Linked DNA regions of Homo sapiens: region 2 is linked to region 1. Evidence: chromatin loops called from intact Hi-C (ENCODE). Cell type or tissue: testis. All regions are shown on one strand. Links, peaks and the distances in the headings refer to the core of each region. The heading gives the core; the rest is flanking DNA.

Region 1 (2,918 bases), core at 218-2,717:
AGCTACAGTTGTTTTAATATTGCTTATCTGTAGGCCAGTGATGGTTTAGCTGTTAGAGAAAAAGGAAAACCCTGGGGCAGTTAGAACACAGTTTATTCTTTAAGTGTAGGGGTATATGACTTAACCCTTACCTGGCATGGCCTTGGGTCTTGTTTATCTTTTGATACCTTTTTGCCACAAAAAGTCCTTTCTGTCAGTCTTGATATCTCTTCTTTAACATCAATGCTGGTCGGTTGTTGTGTCTAAACTTCAAAAGGGAGGGAGTTTAATGAGGCATGTCTGCCCTCCTGTCCTGTTATGATCAGGAACTCTGTTTTAAAGGTTTTTCTGGGGTCACCTTGGCCATGAGGGTACGTTCATGCAGTTGGCAGAGGGCTCAGGATTTTATTTATTTTACATCACTGACTGAATGACTTTGAAATTCATTTTTGCTAGTTTGCTAATTTTGATCATTTGATGATGCATCCTAATAAAGTCAACATAAATTACAAAGCAAAACAGTACTGACATGCAAAACTTACTGTGATGAAGTCATTTTGACAACTAACATTATTTGAGTCACAAGTTAAAACAAAAAGCAAGCTCTCTATCCTCACACAAGTTTGCAGTGGTTATATTTTTCAAGCTCAAACTACAGTTTTAGTGGTGTTTTACGGATCTCTGCAAACACAAAGGAAATTTCCATATTTCAAAATCCATTTAACTGTGCAACTGAAGAGCTTCCACCTAACCATCAGTTAGAAATGATTCATCTGACATGCTAAAAGGCAGATATGAAGAGAATAATATGTTTCTGTAATTGTTTTCCAAGAGCATAATATACTTAATTTAAATCATATGCCCTTGGATTGACATCATATTGGGCAGTGCCTACATGTGTGAAAATATATTTTTCAAAGATAAAATCTGTAAAATTTCATTACAGATCATGATTGACAGATGAACATTTGCAATAGATTTTGATAGGGAATAAGAACTTTGAAACCTAATTAAGAAAAATGTTATTCTCCATCTCCCCACAAAAAGAATTTCATTCTTCTGATTAGCATACCTGATTTACAAAAATTTGTACTCGATATTATTATATTTTGAATTTCATCAGTGAAAATGTTGTGGAAATTAGTTTTCCCTGTTTTTCTACAAGTATCTACATAAAATCTTCAATTTTGCCCCTTAGCCCATAGAACCTAAAATATTTACCCTCTGGCCATTTACAGAAAAAGTTTACTGATTCTTATTCAGAAAGTAAAATCTAAGTAAGAAGTTAGTGGAAGAGAAGGAAGATTTTCAGCTTGGGCACAGGAGAAAGAACCAATGGGGTATGTAAAAAATAAGCAATCATTCCATACCAAATCATATTTTTAAACCATATTTTGGCCAGGCACAGTAGCTCACATCTGTAATCCCAACACTGGGAGGCTGAGGTGGGAGGATCGCTTGAAGCCAGGAGTTCGAAACCAGCCTGAGCAACAAAGCTAAACCCTCACCTCTACAAAAAATAAAAATAATTAGCCAGGCACATGCCTGTAGTCCCAGCTACTTGAGAGGCTGAGGTGGGAGGATCACTTGAGCCCAAGAATTTGAGGCTGCAGTGTCCTGTGATCTCTCCACCGCACTCCAGCCTGGGCAACAGAGGGAGACGCTGTCTCAAAACAACAAAAACCAAAAAAAAAAAAAAAAGTTTTCTTGCGCTTGCCTTTCTGAGCCAATCAGTAATACCAATTTCTTCCAGAAGATGTCTCCCTTTATTTTCCCTAAATAATAGGAAAAATTTCAAACGTACATAAAAATTCAAATAATTGTGCAATGAACATTCATTTACCTACACTTTGATTCTATTTTGTGGGGCGATCGGGGAGACAGGGTCTGGCTCTATCACCTAGGCTGGAGTGCAGTGGCGTGATTAAGGCTCACTGCAACTTCTGCCTCCTGGGCTCAAGTGATCCTCCCAAATCAGGCTCCTAAGTAGCTAGGACTACAGGGAGCACACCATCACACCCAGCTAATTTTTTTTTTTTTTTTTTTTTTGAGACGGAGTCTCGCTCTGTTGCCCAGGCTGGAGTGCAGTGGCGCAATCTCGGCTCCGCAAGCTCCATCTCCCGGGTTCACGCCATTCTCCTGCCTCAGCCTCCAGAGTAGCCGGGACTACAGGCACCCGCCACCACGCCTGGCTAATTTTTTATATTTTTAGTAGAGATGGGGGTGTCACTGTGTTAGCCAGGATGGTCTCGATCTCCTGACCTCGTGATCCGCCTGCCTCGGCCTCCCAAAGTGCTGGGATTACAGGCATGAGCCACCGCGCCCGGCCCACACTCAGCTAATTTTTGTATCCCTCTATCCATCCATCAGTCTATTATGGGGTTTTTTTTTGTTTGTTTGTTTGCTTTTTTTTTGACACAGGGTCTGGCTCTGTCACCCAGGCTGGAGTGCAGTGGCACGATCTTGCAATCTTGGCTCACTGCAACCTCCTCCTCTGGGCTCAAGCCATCCTCCCACCTCAGCCTCCCAAGTAGCTGGGACTATAGGTATACACTACCACACCTGGCTAATTTTTGTATTTTTTGTAGACATAAGGTTTCATCATGTTCCTCAGGCTGGTCTCCAGCTCCTGGACTCAAGCCATCCGCCCACCTCAGCCTCCCAAACTGCTGGGATTAGAAGTGTGAGGCACCACACTGGGCCCACGATGTTTTTAGTGGACAAGTACATCTCTCCCTAAATACTTCAGCATGTATTTCATTAACTAGTGTTCAATATTTATTTAGTTTCCTTTCTGCTGAAGTAAAATTTATATACACTGAAATTTTCAAATCTTAAATTAGCATCCCCTGAGTTTGACAAACTGTATTATTAAACCAAAACTCATCAAGATATAGAAAACTGGCTGGGCCCAGTGGCTCATACCTGTAATCCCAGCA
Region 2 (2,918 bases), core at 127-2,626, 520 kb before region 1:
AAGTCACAGGATAAACATGTTGCATTTTCCTGGAGCAATTTTACTCAATGTCAAAGCAATTAAATGCGTTTTAATATATTAAAACAAGCATAAATACATGTTAGTAGAATGCAAATCTCACAAACATTTTTGAAATAAAATAGAAGGCACCACAAAATTCTCTCTTTGTGAGGCTGGACTGATTCAGGCTTTGTCTCAGACCCTGCCTGGCTCCTTTCCTTCCCTTCTCACTCCCAGGAGTATTTATTTGGTGCTGCACTTTATTAAAAAGCTGGGATGCACCAGGCATGGTGGCTCATGCCTGTAATTCCAGCACTTTGGTAGGCTGAGGTGGGAGGATCACTGTAGGCCAGGACTTTGAGATCAGCCTGAGCAACGTAGTGAGACCCTGTCTCTATAAAAATTGTAAAAATCAGCTGGGTGAGGTGCCATGCACCTGTAGTCCCAGCTACTCAGGAGGCTGAGAGAAGAGGCTCACTTTAGTTCACTTTAGTCAAGATTGCATCAGCTAGGATCACACCACTGCAATACAGCCTGAGTGACAGAGTGAGATCCTGCCTCAAAAAAAAAAAAAAAAAAGAAGAAGTAGAAAAAGAAGAAAGACAGAATACTCAGATGTGACCCAGAGAATTGTCCACATTAGGAGATACATTTTAGGGGCAGAGGGGCATGGGCAAGACATGGCCATGGTTTCTTAGGTAAGCTGTTCACGTTCTTAGAACTATTCTCCCCAAGCAGGAGACGAACAATTGAATACTGCATAGAAGAATCCTAGGCAAGGTAAAACTCAATAGAAAACAGAGTTAGAGAATCCAAAGCTGGAAGGGTACCAAGAACTTCCCCTTCAGGTTCCAGATTCAGGATCTGCTGGGCAGTAAAGAAGAGAAAGGAAAGAGAAGCAGAATGATAGTGTGGGGGAGGGAGAGGGAGTTATTTGGGATACTAGTTAGTGTTTAAATGTCTTACCAATTGTGGATGACCACCTGAATTTAGTCTTGGTCAATATTCCTATATCATTGTCGTTGGTTGCCTAAACCAGCATCTAAATCTTTTTCCTATTTAATGAATTTCTCACCATATGAATCTTGATAGGAGGCAGAAATGAATCCCACCTGAGAAGCTGGAAATGCCAGCCCCTGGAATATATGGCCTAAGCGCTGCTGATCAAACACACCTGCACAGAGGCAGCTGTTATCCTTTCTGCTCCTGTTAGGACTGCCTCAGCACTTGGGGCTGACCTGGGCGGAAAATGAAGCCCATCAGTTGATCCAGCTGTAAAAAGCTAAAATATGCCAAAATCAAGGAAAAATAGGGACAGCTATTTGATGATGATAGTTGAATGGAATTTTTGTATAAAATCAAAAGGTCTTAGAAACAGCCATGAGCCACAAACCAGTGTTTTCCACTAAGGTATGAAATCCATAAATTTTGGCTTGGTCTTACCTAATGACAGATCGGCTTCCCTCTTAGCTTCTCAACAGTCAACATGATTAACAGCCCAAGATGGTTTCTTTTTTCTGTGCTCCTCTACCGCCATCTCGTGGACAGAAAGTCAGCTGCAACTCTGGCTTCCCTGCGATCCACAAACAACAGTACAAGCTTTTCCCTGAGTCTGTAACTGCAGGTCTGTTAAGGCTTTTGCGGCTGAAAAACATATGGGGCAAAGTATCCATTTAGCTGCAGCAAACCAATATCTTGAGGTATCCATTCTGCCCAGGGCTAGAATTGCACATTCTGAACAGGTTAGTTTAGCGATAACTGGTAACATTGGTTTTGTATTTATAATGTTTCTTATTGAAAAGTCTACCTTTAGAATATTTTGATCTTGCCAGTAATTTTTGCTGCATTGCAGCACAATATAATATAGAGCACAAATAATTGACACAAGAAAATAGAAGCTCCTGGTAAAAAAAAAAAAAAAAAAAAAATTCGTGTGGCTCCTAATGCCCTGTGCGTTCTAACTTGCACGGAGGTCAAACATGGCACACAGATGTGGCAATGGAGAATCAAAGAATTTTGAGCTTAGGAAATCTTAATGACCATCTGATAAAGGTAAAAATGAAGCAGAGCAAAGTACCTACAGGATATATTGTCGAAGGAACTTATTTTCAGGCCAGACGCACCGGTGCATATTACGTGTAGTTGATACTGCCGCTCTATCTCCTCTCCTTTCTCTCAAGGTCATTTCACCTGCCTATCCGGCCCTTTTCTCCTCTAAATTTACTGTGGTCTTTTTCATTGGCAAAATTTACCTTCTCCAATAAGAAATTTATTAAAACATGGAATCACAGAATGTTAGAGAAAAATATTTTTCAGAACCTCTAATTCTAGTTTTGTATGAACAGGATCTAGGTATTTTCAATCACTTGCCTGTAACAGTCACAAAAGCAGCTAGTTACACAGCCACCGGGTGACAGCTTAATGCAAATCTGGAACACTCTGAAAAAAAAAAAAAAAAGGAAGGGCCATTGTAGGGTAAAGGCAACCATATGTAGCCATGTGCGTAGGACATACCCATGTCTTGATTCGGGAGAAAATCATTTTAAGGAGCAATAGATGTCAGCCATTTTTTTTCCTTCACTTTTTTTCTACATGTCAGTTTCCACCATGGAGAAATGCCTTCGGGGAGCTGGCATCAATGCATGCAATAGCCCATTATGGCAGGTATTATCACTGGGGAAAACTACAGAGTGTTTGTCCATCTGAACACATGCAAAGGAAACATTTTGAATCCCATGCTGCCCAAGCAGACTACTTCTGAAGGCCACATTCAGCTTGGTGATAGCCAGACTGTAGCCTGTAATTAATGGTGTCACTAAGAAAGATGTTCAAAGTAAGGCTTCCAGACTATCAGTGAATCATTTCACATCAAGTTGTTGCACATCATTACCAATGATCAAGGAAACTGAGTTCTACTA

The links. Peaks named below come from ENCODE experiments on the same cell type or tissue, not always from the same donor. Only the 100,000 strongest peaks of a DNase experiment are listed, where the experiment ranks them.
Region 2: it touches region 1 in a loop (6-fold over the local background); 33 of 110 quality-filtered maps call a loop at or near these places.

The regions. Positions count from the first base shown.
Region 1 is chr3:101,706,333-101,709,250 of GRCh38, reverse strand. It overlaps LOC124909402 (a long non-coding RNA gene), which reads right to left and starts at 1,930. Exons shown (of 2, transcript XR_007095987.1): 1 at 132-1,930; 2 at 1-49. In testis, for the core only: a CTCF peak has its summit at 1,744; no DNase peak of the experiment used is centred there.
Region 2 is chr3:102,227,867-102,230,784 of GRCh38, reverse strand. No RefSeq gene overlaps it. Among named protein-coding and RNA genes, the nearest start is that of ZPLD1, 210 kb to the left of the region's middle. In testis, for the core only: a CTCF peak has its summit at 1,540 (motif pointing left); a DNase peak (open chromatin) is centred at 1,544.